Linked DNA regions of Homo sapiens: region 1 is linked to region 2. A link is an interaction called in ENCODE POLR2A ChIA-PET data of the cell type or tissue named here. Cell type or tissue: GM12878. All regions are shown on one strand. Links, peaks and the distances in the headings refer to the core of each region. The heading gives the core; the rest is flanking DNA.

The links. Peaks named below come from ENCODE experiments on the same cell type or tissue, not always from the same donor. Only the 100,000 strongest peaks of a DNase experiment are listed, where the experiment ranks them.
Region 1: POLR2A ChIA-PET joins it to region 2 with 5 read pairs; 3 of 35 experiments call an interaction of 5 or more read pairs at or near these places.

Annotation. Positions count from the first base shown.
Region 1 is chr2:230,399,995-230,404,994 of GRCh38, forward strand. SP140L (SP140 nuclear body protein like) reads left to right here. Exons shown (of 19, transcript NM_138402.6): 15 at 133-248; 16 at 961-1,069; 17 at 1,372-1,449; 18 at 1,670-1,813; 19 at 2,804-3,738. The coding sequence ends at 2,902. It overlaps LOC105373925 (a long non-coding RNA gene), which reads right to left and starts at 1,029. Exons shown (of 4, transcript XR_001739922.2): 1 at 943-1,029; 2 at 126-232. In GM12878, for the core only: no CTCF peak of the experiment used is centred there; no DNase peak of the experiment used is centred there.
Region 2 is chr2:230,579,297-230,587,394 of GRCh38, forward strand. It overlaps LOC112268431 (a long non-coding RNA gene), which reads right to left. Exons shown (of 5, transcript XR_002959453.2): 2 at 605-745. It also overlaps the pseudogene RNU6-451P. Among named protein-coding and RNA genes, the nearest start is that of LINC01907, 120 kb to the right of the region's middle. RefSeq lists enhancers at 3,578-3,797, 4,918-5,057. In GM12878, for the core only: no CTCF peak of the experiment used is centred there; DNase peaks (open chromatin) are centred at 3,865 and 4,535; H3K4me3 peaks cover 1,937 bases; H3K27ac peaks cover 3,423 bases.

The DNA.
Region 1 (5,000 bases), core at 1-5,000, 180 kb before region 2:
TTCATATCCCAGGGAGAAGCATATGCCTGTCTATACAGGCTCACACATAAGCAGTGTGTTCTAGATGCCCAGAGGGGTGGCCTTCCTGAATCTTGTGATTCCCAGTGACGTGGACACTGTTTTACCTTCTAGATGAGAAACTTGGATGAGTGTGAGGTGTGCCGGGACGGAGGGGAGCTGTTCTGTTGCGACACTTGTTCAAGAGTCTTCCATGAGGACTGCCACATCCCACCTGTGGAAAGTGAGAAGTAAGTGACATGCAGGCACCTCTCTTTCATCCTTTAAGGGACCTTCCACCTGCCATGCGCACTCTCCAGCAGAATGTCTGCTTGTGTCTAGATGGGGAAGGAGCAGGTTCATCGGGTACTGGGACCCAGCAGTGTGATCCAGAGAGCAGTGGGAGACGCTGGCAGCAGGAGGTAAATGCTCTCTGTGCTCTCAGGGACACCTCCTCTGATATGCTGAGGCCAGTGTTGGGGACCTTTGCCTACATACTGGTATTGTCCTTTCCTTGAAGTTTTGCAGTAGGGTCTCCTGTCCCAGGGGGTTGAGGAAAAAAAACACCAGTTGTTTATATTTTGTGCTTATTCATACAAGACAGGAAGCACGGTCTTAGGCGGATGGAGGCCTGACGTCCCTGGAGTTGAAAGCCCAGTTTCTGACACACAGGCCTGGCAGGCAGGACTCCTTGTGCTCCCAGCAGCTCAGACAGGGAAAGGATAGTCCCCACTCACGGTGACACCACCTTCCTGAGGCTTCCCTCCTGCTGCTACCACTGATGCGAGGGAAAGGCCAGTGGCTGGAGACCCCATGTGCAGTTCTTGGATACTCTGGGAGGTGTTCCCCTCCCTCCCATGACTGAGCCCATCAGCCATTCCTGAAGGAAGACAGTGGTAGCCACAGGAACGGTGGCCATTTCCAAGCTCCCTGCCCTCTGCTCACCCATGTCCAATCTCTCAGGACCCCGTGGAATTGCATCTTCTGCAGGATGAAGGAGTCTCCGGGAAGCCAACAGTGTTGTCAGGAATCTGAGGTCCTGGAGAGGCAGATGTGTCCTGAGGAACAGTTGGTAAATCAGATGCAAACCCCAAGCCTTCTCCTTTCCCCTCACACGTGAGAACCATGAACAAGCGCAAGGGCAGGGGAATGTACTGAAAGGAGCCTGCTCTTCCGCGCCACACTTCAATGGCACTGATAGAACACCACACCTTGTTTGCACAAAAAATAACTCAGCCATGACATGTCTGTTTCCAAGAGCCACACATGTTAGAGAAACTTGAGGAAGAAGGGTGTGAGTCGTGTGCTGTGTCTCATGCATGTGGGCTCATTCTCTCCAAGCTGCTTTTCATTTACGGCCTCTTTCTTTTGCAGAAATGTGAGTTCCTCCTCTTGAAAGTCTATTGCTGTTCTGAGAGCTCCTTTTTTGCCAAGATTCCATACTATTATTATGTAAGTAACAACAGCAACCCATGATTACAGGCTGCCATGACATTACCTGACCCTGAAATGGGCCCTCGTGAGATTTGTGATCTTAATCCCACGGGGCAAGAGCACACGCTGTCATTAGTTGCCTTCACCTTGTTGTATTTCTGCTGGATTTTATGGGAATCCACAGAAGGTAGACACTGAACTATGCTGGTAGCTTTTCCATTGGTATATTTGTCACCAGATTAGAGAGGCGTGTCAAGGCCTGAAGGAGCCCATGTGGTTGGATAAAATCAAGAAAAGGCTGAATGAGCACGGTTACCCCCAAGTGGAGGGGTTTGTACAAGACATGCGCCTCATCTTCCAGAACCACAGGGCCTCTTACAAGGTAGGTGGCTCTTCCTGCTTCCATTTCATTTCTTTCCATCCTTCCCCTCATTTTCTGGTGCCTAGAAAAATTTAGTTTCCCTCATCCTGTAATAAGCTTGCACGAGCAAGGGTTCTGGAAGTGATTGATTGGTTTCAGTTCAGAACTTAAGCTCTTCTTAGCAAAGAAACATTGAATCAAAAGGTGTCCCTGCAACCAGAACCCCAGGTCTCTGAGAGCTCCTCCCCCACCTGCCCCAGAGGAGACAGGAGCTCAGAGAGAGCAATTGAGTCCTGCCTGCTGCAGCATATAAAGAGAAGAGAATTTCATCTTAAAGTGGTATTGTGCTTCTTATCTGCTCCCAATCCCAGAAATCCCAAACTCCAGATTCTTTGCATGTGAATAGACCATATCCCAACAAGGATTGCCAGCAAGGAGTAGAAGTGACAGAGAAAGGAACAGATCAGTGATCTTACCTTATACCCTTCCACTATCTGAATTGTTGAAAGAACCTAGATTGCTTTTCTAACCCACTGAAATAAGCAACCAAAGGCAAAAAAGTAATAATCCCAACTGTGGAAATGATTTCACTTTTCTGCCCTGTTAATAAGAAAGGATCATGCTGGTGAGAAACGGAAGTTACTCTTAGCTGCATGAGTTTTCAAGTTTAATCTGGTTAATGTTACTTAGGGTGTTTAAGATAAGAGTCCTACTTAATAATAGTGTATTTCACACTTCAACATTGTTAAGAGAGTAAATATCAAATGTTCTCACCACAAAAAATGATGGCTCTTTGAGATGATGAATATGTTAATTAGTTTGATTTAATTATTCCACATAGCAGTCATAAATCACAACACTGCTTTGTACTCCAAAATACATACCATTATAAATTGTCAACTTACAGTTTTTATTTTTTAAAGACAAGAGTCCTGATCATTCTCAGTTGAAAGGTATCTAATGACACTAATGATAAGGAACATCGTTTTTGTCTTTATTACTTTTTTCCAGTATAAGGATTTTGGCCAAATGGGACTTAGACTGGAGGCTGAATTTGAGAAGGATTTCAAGGAAGTGTTTGCTATTCAGGAAACAAATGGGAACAGTTGACTGGTTTAGTGGATGCTGAAGGCCTTCAGGAAATATGCTACTGGTTGCCACTGACTTCAAACTGAGAGCACTTGGGAAATAGCACATGCAGGGAGAGGCTTTTCTCTGAGCCTCCCTCATCTGCCCAAAAACAAATCCTCAAAAGAAATTTGATCATCATGAATCCCATCCCCAAGAATCTCATCAACCAGGGAAGAGGAACTGAGATCACAGGGAAGGAGATTGGAGGTGATACCAGCACAGACAGACTCTCACCTCTTCTCCTGAGGTCTGCTCCAGACAACATTTATTACTCACAAGACCTTTTTCCTCCGTTTTTTTTTTGAGATGGAGTCTCACACAGTCACCCGGGATTGGAATGCAATGGCGCGATCTCAGCTCACTGCAACCTCTGCCTCCCGGATTCAAGTGATTCTCCTGTCTCAGCCTCCCAAGTAGCTGGGATTACAGTGCCTGCCACCATGCCCAGCTAATTTTTTGCATTTTTAGTAGAGACGGGGTTTCACTATGTTGGCCAGGCTGGTCTCGAACTCCTGACCTCATGAGCCGCCCGCCTTGGCCTCCCAAAGTGCTGGGACGTGACAGGAGTGAGCCACCACACCTGGCCACTCGCAAGACCTTTTATCTGAAAACCAGCCAAGCTTTATTCACGACACACTTCTTCCCTTCACTCTCCCACTTCTGTGGTCAACTCCCTGCAGAACTCCCAAACTGCCGTTCTTTTCGATAGCTCACGATGGTGTATGAGTGTCAATCATCTGACCCTTCTTGGAGTCTCATATTTCGTGGAACTCCTGTGCAAACATATATTATTAAATTTTTTTTCCTCCTGTCAATCTACTTATGTCAATTTAATTCATTCGTAGCTCAGCCAAAGAACCTAGCAGGGTAGAGGGAAGCCATTTTTCCCTCCCCTGCAAAGCGGTTGGCATCCTGGCACCATCTCCTCTTCTGACCAGGTCTTTTCATCCCCAGCTGCTGAGTGGTGGCTGCTGATGCCAGCAGTCCCCAGAGTATTACCCTTCGTTAAATGGAATCAGCTTCACCTGGAAGTGACGCCCCGTGGCCTGAGGCCGGCCCCTTTGCCTCAAAGCAGGACCAAGGGTGTGGTGTGTGGCTACTCTGTGCTCCCAGGTATCAGGCTGGAGCTAGTCTCCAGCTGTGGCCACATCGTGGCTTAGCTTTTGCCCACATGATGAGCTTCCCCCACTCCCTTCTGAGCAAACCCTCACCATCAATCTCTTGCTTAATGGACTTCATCCCAGAATGTGCTTCTGGGGAATGCAACCTAAAGTAATGGCCCCAGGAAGCGAGCTCTGAGGACAGGATTCTGGAGTTGGATCACTGTCTAGCCCAGTGATGCTGGGTGGAATATGGATAGTCCCAGAAGTGCTATCACTGAGCAGTTGCCCAAATTTTCACCTGTAGTAAATTGGATGAGCTGCAGGTCAAGCTATTTTAGTACAGCTATGTACTAAAATAGCTGGTACAATTGTCTGGCATTTAAGAAGTGAGGAAAAGTAACTATAAGAAATATGGGTTTTGGTGGGTATTACTAAGTGCCATTAATGTCTTGAAAAGAGTAAATGACAGGCTTAGATCTATTCATTACCAACCTAAAGAGAAGAGACCCTCATACCTGGAGCTGGAAGGCAGACAGCAAGGAAGGTCTGGTACAGACCTGATTTTATGAATCGCAGAACTTCAGAGAACACTGAATTCTAAGCTCAGGATGGTCTCTTATGCCAAAGTCAAGGCCTTCAAACTCAGCATGGGGCTATCTAGGTAGATGTACATGAGAACTTTGAACTCCAGATGCCCCCTGAACCTACTGGGTTTGCAGAAAAGTCTTTCTGCCCCTTGTTGGAAGAGAGAGCTACCACCCCCACCCAACTCCCGATTTTTCTAGAATGAAGACTGTATAGAGACCGCTCAGGACAATGAAAGTGAACAATCATGGGGAGGGCAGCAAATGAAGAGAGCATTTATCCTCCGAAGGAGCTGTAGGACTGGCCAGCGTGCATCAGCAGGAGCAAGGAGATTGTGTCTGGGAGTGGATCCTGGTCCAGGAAGGGTGAAATGTGAAACCAGATAAGTG
Region 2 (8,098 bases), core at 1,545-6,544:
TGACCACACTGAGCGCTGCGGTTGGGAGCAGAAGTGAAATGCTCCTGGGGAAGTGATGCTCCTCTCCGAGGACCCCTGCTGAGATCCAGCCAAGCCCTGCTCTGCCTCTTCCCATCTTGTCAGACCTGGTTCTCTCTCTCTCTCCTGCTCAGCCTTCCACCAGGATCCAATCCCCAGGCTTCTGCCCTAGGAAGGCATTTCTGCATCATGGACTTAGCCAGCTTCTCTCTTGTCTTCCGGTGCATCTGTCTCTCTCCTCTCCAGCAATGCTGCAGGAGAATGCATTCCTCATTCTCCATTTTCCCTTCCCAACTCTCTCCTTCTACATCTCTTCCAACCTACATATCAGGCTCCAGTCCTGTTCTCTCTGTGTCTCCGTGTCTTTTTCTGTCTTCCTCACAGCAACTAAAAGACATACCTTTCCATTACGTCAATGTCTGCCTGCAGTGGACATTGGTCTATCTTTCTACTGTCATTCAGGACTCCTTGGGGTCTCCCCTTAGATACTGAGCATGTGACACAGCACTGCCTTCCCCCTTCTGTGTGTGCTACAGACGCCTACCACTAGTCACCCATGCAAACACCTGGCCATCATCAGCCTTACCTACTTGGGTGCATGTGTTTGCTTGCTGTGTTCCAAGAGCATCACCTGGGCCAAGGATAGAACATTCTGGCTTTATATATGTTGACTTCACATCCTAGACAGGCTCAGAGGTTTCTGTTCTGGTTCCAGAATGGATGGCCCCTAGATGACATTATGATTTCATAAATATGGCACTGTGACATCATAAATCAAAACCTAAAGTTTTTATTTAAATGCATTAATAAATTAATCAAATATCCTTTTTGATCATGTATCCCGATTGTCAATGACATCAGAATGACCTTCCACAGCTCTGAGGGTTCTCTTATATTTCTTCTATGTCATTTCAGAAAAAGTGATCATAAAACACTGAACAAAGAAATAAAATTTGTTATGGACATTATGGTCTAAGGATGAGGGACATTAGGAAAAATAGAAACAAGAAGATGACTGAGAATCTAGAAACAGAAGCTAGTTATGGCACAAAAGTACTGAAGGGTTTTTGAAGAGGCCCATCTGGCACCTGAAAGGTAGCTCCTAGCTGCCTGCCCCAGGAATGATGGGTGAGGGTTTGTATGGGAGGCACAGTGGTGCCATGGTCCTATGTGAAGGACCCAACAGGGAAGAAAGCCTATCCCACAGAAGGAACATGCCCATCATTTCCCTCCAGCCACCACAGCACAGGCCATCACTGGATGTAAGCTCAAAGCACCAAGGCAGCAGCCAGATTCAAGTAGATGCAGGCAGAAAAACTGTGAAGCAGACACATGGGTAAAACGAGCAGGCTCAGCACCAGCAGGAACCAGTAGCAAGCGTGCTTAAGGGTTGTAAGAGGAAGAAGTCCTCCCAGGCAACCTGGAGGATAAGGACTTATTATTTAAATCCTGAACTTGGAGACACTGCAAATGCAAACACTAAAAATTCAGGGCAATCATAAACACAGAGGCAACCCTCTCTTCCCTTACCCCCAGCATGTTCCAGAATGGCGCAAGAACAGCAGAGGATCACAGCACAATCAAGAGGAACACACCAACAAAAGATGAGGAATCTGAGCATGTCCAGGTCAAGCTTTGAAAAGGGTCTTCACAGCCAGGTGCAGTGGCTCAAGCCTGTAATCCCAGCACTTTGGGAGGCTGAGGCAGGAGGATCGTTTGAGCCCAGGAGTTCAAGACCAGCCTGGGCAATATAGTGAGACCCTATCTCTACAAAAAAATTAAAAATTAGCTGGGCGTGGTGGTACATGCCTATGGTCTCAGCTACTGGGGGGCTGAGATGAGAGGATCGCTTCAGGCCAGGAGTTCACCGCTGCAGTGAGTTATGACTGTGCTACTGCACTCCAGCCTGGGCAACAGAGGGAGGCTCTGTCTTTAAAAAATACATATAGAGGCCGGGCGCAGTGGCTCACACCTGTAATCCCAGCACTTTGGGAGGCCGAGGTGGGCGGATCACGAGGTCAGGAGATCAAGACCATCCTGGCTAACATGGTGAAACCCCGTCTCTACTAAAAATACAAAAAATTAGCCAGGCAAGGTGGCGGGCGCCAGTAGTCCCAGCTACTCGGGAGGCTGAGGCAGGAGAATGGCGTGAACCCCGGGGGGCGGAGCCTGCAGTGAGCCGAGATTGCGCCACTGCACTCCAGCCTGGGCGACAGCGGGACTCCGTCTCAAAAAAATAAATAAATAAATAAATATATATATATACACACACACATACATACATACATACATAGAGAGAGAGAGAGAGAGAGAGTTTTCACCATCTGGAGCTGGCAGATGCTGCCTGATCTTTTTTTTTTTTTTTTTTTTTTTTGAGACAGAATCTCACTCTGTCACCCAGGGTGGGGTGAAGTGGCGCAATCTCAGCTCACTGCAACATCCACCTCCTGGGTTCAAGCGATTCTCATGCCTCAGCCTCCCAAGTAGCTGGGACTTCAGGCACGTGCCATCAAGCATGGATAATTTTTATATTTTTTTTTTTTGTAGAGATGGGTTTTCGCCATGTCGGCCAGGCTGGTCTTGAACTCCTGGCCTCAAGCGATCTGCCCACCTCAGCCTCCCAGAGTGCTGGGATTACAGACGTGAGCCACCGCGCCCAGCCCCGCCTGATTCTTGAAGTCAGACTCCAGCCCTGAGAGTGGGGGACTGGGTCACTGCACCCTTGGCTGAGAGGGCCTAGGCCAGACAACCCTGCTGAGTGTCCTCCATGAGACATTCTGGTAACTGGCAATGGCAGAGTGAACTGCCTTTGTTCCCAGAGCTACCCTGCCCAGGGCCCTTAGCTCAGTTCCTGTGAAGTCCTGGTTGCCTCATGCCCACCCCCTTTCACACAACACCCTCCCTCTCCACATCTGTTCATGCTTTCTCATTGGCCTTTCCATGAGGACTCAGAGTTTGGGTCACCTCCACTTCTTCCAGCTCTTTGTATTCTTTTTTCCCTGGATCTTTTTTTCTGCATGTATTTCCCCATTTTTGTTTCATGTTTCTGTTTCTATCTTTTCCATTAGATTCCCTGGGTAACAGGAAGAATGTAACTTCTGTCACAATAGCGGAAAGATAGAAACAACCCATCATTAACTGATGAATGAATAAACGAAATGTGGTAGAGATGTATGATGGAATATTATTCAGCCATCAAAAGGACTTGAGATACTAATTCATGTTACCACGTGGCAAAAACCTGGAAACATCTTATTAAGTGAAGGAAGCCCAGACACAGAAGGCCACATATTGTGTGATTCCATTTTCATGAACTGTCCAGAGTAGGCAAATTTGTAGAGGCGGAAAGTAGATTACTGATTGCCAGGGATTAGGGGCAGAGGGAAATTAGATAATTGGTTAATGGGCATAGGGTTTCCATTTGGGATGATTAACCCGTTTTGAAACTAGAGACAGGAGGTCGTACAACATTGTGAATATACTAAGTGTCACTGAATTCCACACTTTAAAATGGTTAACATCTGAATTTTACCTCCTTCCCTCCCAAAAAACACAACAACAAAGGCTCTGGGTTTATCTTTTCTCATCTGACCTACGCAACCCCATACATTGTCCCTCTGGGTTTCAGTTTCCTAATCTGCAAAATGGGCACATAAATAATACTAATCTCCAAAGGCAGCCATGAGCAATAAACCCACAGCTGCCACGGAGCAGGCATTCCATCACAGTGAGCTGTTCATAATACGGTTATTTTTATTGTTGTCCTTGACTGTCTTTCATTTCCCCTCCTTCTTCCTCCCTCTCTCAAAATACCCTCATCCTCTTCTCAGCATATGCGTCACTCCCTCTTTGTGTCTTTCTGTATGACTAAGTTTCTCTTTGAATATTCCTGCTGCTGAACAACATGTCCACGTTTAAATTGGCCCCTTCTTCTGGCATCACCAAGAGTATCTTCTTTGACATTGTTGGCCATAGGCACATCCTTCTTAGCCCTTCACCGCTTCTCACTGAAGGTCTCCTATAAACTAGTAATTCACACTCAGATCCTCATTCTACCCTCCGGGTTACTGGGGGGAAAGTCTGTTTTTGCCACCTCTTGAGAGTGCTCTTGGATTCCAGCTGGAGTCAGGTCACTTTGGAATCAACACAAAGTGACCCTCAACCAGCTCTGCCACCATCCCCAGCAGTGCAGTCTTCCCTCAGACCTCGGTTCCCTGTCTCCTTTTCTTCTTAGTAGACCAGAAAACAAAGTTTTTGTCCAGACATTATTACCTTGTTTACAGGTTGGTTGAAAGCTGGGCATTTTTGTTGTCTCTTTTCCATCCCTTTTCTGGGAAAAGGGGAGCACTGAACAAAGAAAAGAATTAATTAGGGCCTGCAAGCAAGTGACCAGGAACTCCATCTCATGACCACATGAACGAAGCACCATGTGTTCTTACAATTCAGTGGGAAACTCCTAGCCCTTCAGTCACTCTGAATCTCAGTGGCTTGTGACTTGGTGTTGCTTGTTTCTTCCTCTGAGGCAGCCAAGAAAGAAAATAACAGCACAAAACCACTGAAGTCCTATAGATGATGAGCCTCTCAGGTTTTAAGGATGATGGAGCAGTAGAAAAATTGTAAACCATAATTAATCATCCAACAAGATGATCAGAGAGGCGTGAAAGCTTATCTCCATACAAATTCTGTAAGTGGAATGTCTCTGTGAACTGTGCAAATCTTACAGAAGAAACAAAGGGATTTCCCGAGGAGAAGAGCTAAGATCCTAGAGAGATGCCTCTAGGTAAGAGAAACCCAACAGCCTTAAAGGTGGGGCTAGAAAACAGCAGAGTTTTGGCTAAATTGGGTCTGGAAAGATGAGAGGCTCCCAAAGAGAGAGGACATGGTGGAGGAACTAGACAGACTTCCCCAGGGGTGGCCCAGACCCAAGGAACAAAGGGAGGACTCTCTGAAGTCTACAATCAGGGAGCAAATATTGCAGCACTGGGAAATGTCCTGAGACACCTGGACCAAGGTCCTCAGAGACTGCCAACGAAAGGAGGCCAGGGCGCAGGTTAGTTATATTCACACCGCCTAGCACAGGGCCTGGGACATGTAAGCATTTCTTTATTATTTTTTTTTAAAGGAGTCTCACTCTTTGTTGCCCAGGCTGGAGTGCAATGGTGCGATCTCAGCTCACTGCAAACTCCGCCTCCCAGGTTCAAGCGATTCTCCTGCCTCAGCCTCCCGAGTAGCTGGGATTACAGGCATGTGCCACCGTGCCCGGCTAATTTTGTATTTTTAGTAGAGATGGAGTTTCTCCATGTTGGTCAGGCTCCCGACCTCAAGTGATCCGCCCGCCTCGGCCTCCCAAAGTGCTGGGATTACAGGTGTGAGCCACCGCGCCCGGCCGCATGTGAGCATTTCATGAATACTTGCTAAATGAGCGACTGACCAAGTGAAAGAATGAAAACCAGACCTAGACCCCAAAAGACAGGGGAGAGAATTGATTACCCTTTTTGAAGCTTTTATGAATCTCAATTAAATCGGGATACTCCTTCAGGTTAATCCTGCTGAACAGGACTGACAGAACTGAACAATCAAACACCTTCTCCAGGTGGCAGAGAACCTGATACACAACTCTCTGTATAGGAATCGAGTTTATACGGGCTTCTTGAGAATACTGTTAAAAAATTCAATGGTAAAAGTATACAAAATAATAGCTTTAAAGTTAAAAAAAGATTGACAATGTAATTGCATAGAATACTTCCATTGTTCTCAGTGTAGGCTACTATTTTTCATGTAATATTCTAGAACTCCTTAAATATTTGATCCACTGCGTTAGAAAAACAAGTCAACCCTTCCTCTTGTCTTTTGAGCTCTCATCCTGCCCAGGATGCCGTGGGAATAAATCTTATGGTGATTTTGTTGTCTGCGCAGCAGTCACTGCCCCCACACTCCCCACCTTCCCCCTGTGGTATGAGAAGTCCTGAACAGGCTCCCAGAGATAGGGAGATGGTTCTTCCCTTGCCATAAAGAACACAACAGGAAGAGTACAATCACACACTGAAGACATGGCTTCCTTCTCTGTACCTCAGGGCACTGTTCAAAACACCTGAATTCCAAGGCTCCAGAACTACCCAAGAAAATTTAAACACTTTAGACAAGACAATAGCAAGGCAGAAATTTGTTTGATAACAATTATAATGGCACAATTCTCTGGAGGTTTCATCTGACATAAATAGACATTACAAAGAAATACTGCTTCCATCATCTTAGCTATCTTAATTTTGTTTTATTCTTGTATATTGTATAAATCACTACATATTTGTAGAGCACATCCGTTTCAATTTCACTCCAGACATGTCACCATTACCATCCACTCCCACCCCAATACTTGCTACAAAAGAACAGAGTGGCCAGGCACAGTGGCTTACGCCTGTAATCCCAGCACTTTGGGAGGCCAAGGCGGGTGGATCACCTGAGGTCAGGAGTTCAACACTGGCCTGACCAATATGGTGAAACCCTGTCACTACTAAAAATACAAAAATTAGCCAGGCGTGGTGGTGGGCGCCTGTAGTCCCAGCTACTCGGGAGACTGAGACAGGAGAATTGCTTGAACCCTGGAGGCAGAGATTGCAGTGAGCTGAGATTGTGCCACTGCACTCCAGCCTGGGTGACAGAGCAAGACTCTGTCTCAAAAAAAAAAAAAAAAAAAAAAAAAGAACAGGGCTTCAGTTAGAAATAGAGTGTCTTGTCCAGGCAAGGTGGCTCACGCCTGTAATCTCAACACTTTGGGAGGCTGAAGTAGGAGGTTCACTTGAGGCTAGGAGTTTGAGACCAGCCTGAGTAACATAGCAAGACCCCATCTCTACCAAAAAAAAAAAAAAAATTAGAAAGATGTGGTGGCATGCACCTGTAATCTCCCAGCTACCCGGGAGGCTGAGGTGAGAGGTTTGCTTGTACCCAGGAGACCTAGGCTGCAGTGAGCCATAATTGTGCCAATTTACTCCATCCTGGGCCACCGAGTGAGATGCTGTCTCTAAAAAAAAAAGAAAAAGAAATAGAAGTGTCATCTTTAATGACATCTGTTTACCCCATTACCTTCTACCTTATACAATAATTAACCAACAGAAAAGGGTCTTCCCACAAAAGGCATAAAAGGCCTATCAGGCAGTTAGCAATATACTAAACTTTGAATCCAGGATGCCAAATATAAATTAATGTGGGGGCCGGACTACAGTGGGTGACGTAATAAACTTCACTTATAGTATACATTTTTTCAGTGATAAAGGAATTGTCTCTGAGGCTTTCAAGAAAAGGAAATGGCTTTGTTATTGCATTTGCTATCTCCACCTTATTCTCCTTGAAGTGATTGGAAAAGATCTCACAGGAAATCTCCTTCTTCTGGACCACTGCAAACATCTTAAGGAAAAAAAAATACAAAGAGAAAGTAAACATCAAGATTCCCAGATGCCTTTCCTAGCCAAAACATTCCAGGCCCAGATGACTTCACTTGCAAGTTCTTCAAAACATACATTTAAGAAAGAAAATAACCAATCTTACACAAACTCTTCCAGTGAAGAAAGAAAAAAGGAACACACTCTAACTCACTAGAGAAGGATAGCATAATTCTGATATACAACCTGACAAAAGCATTACAAAAATGAAAAGTAGAGGTTACTATCTCTCGTGGACAGAGATGGGAAAACTGCAACAAAACATTAGCAAGTCAAATCCAGCAATAGGTAAAAAGAATAATACATCATGACTAAGTGAGACTTATTCCAGGAATGCAAGAATTCTTTAACATTTAAAAATCAGGAAATCATGCTTGTTTCGGCAACACATACACTAAAATCGGAACAATACAGAGAAGATTAGCATGGCCCCTGCACTAGGATAACACATAAATTTGTAAAACACTCCATTAAAAAAAAATCAGGAGGCCGGGTGCCGTGGCTCACACCTGTAATCCCAGCACTTTGGGAGGCTGAGGCAGGTCACGAGGTCAGGAGTTCGAGACCAGCCTGGCCAACATGATGAAACCCTGTCTCTACTAAAAATACAAAAATTAGCCAGACATGGTGGTGCGTGCCTGTAA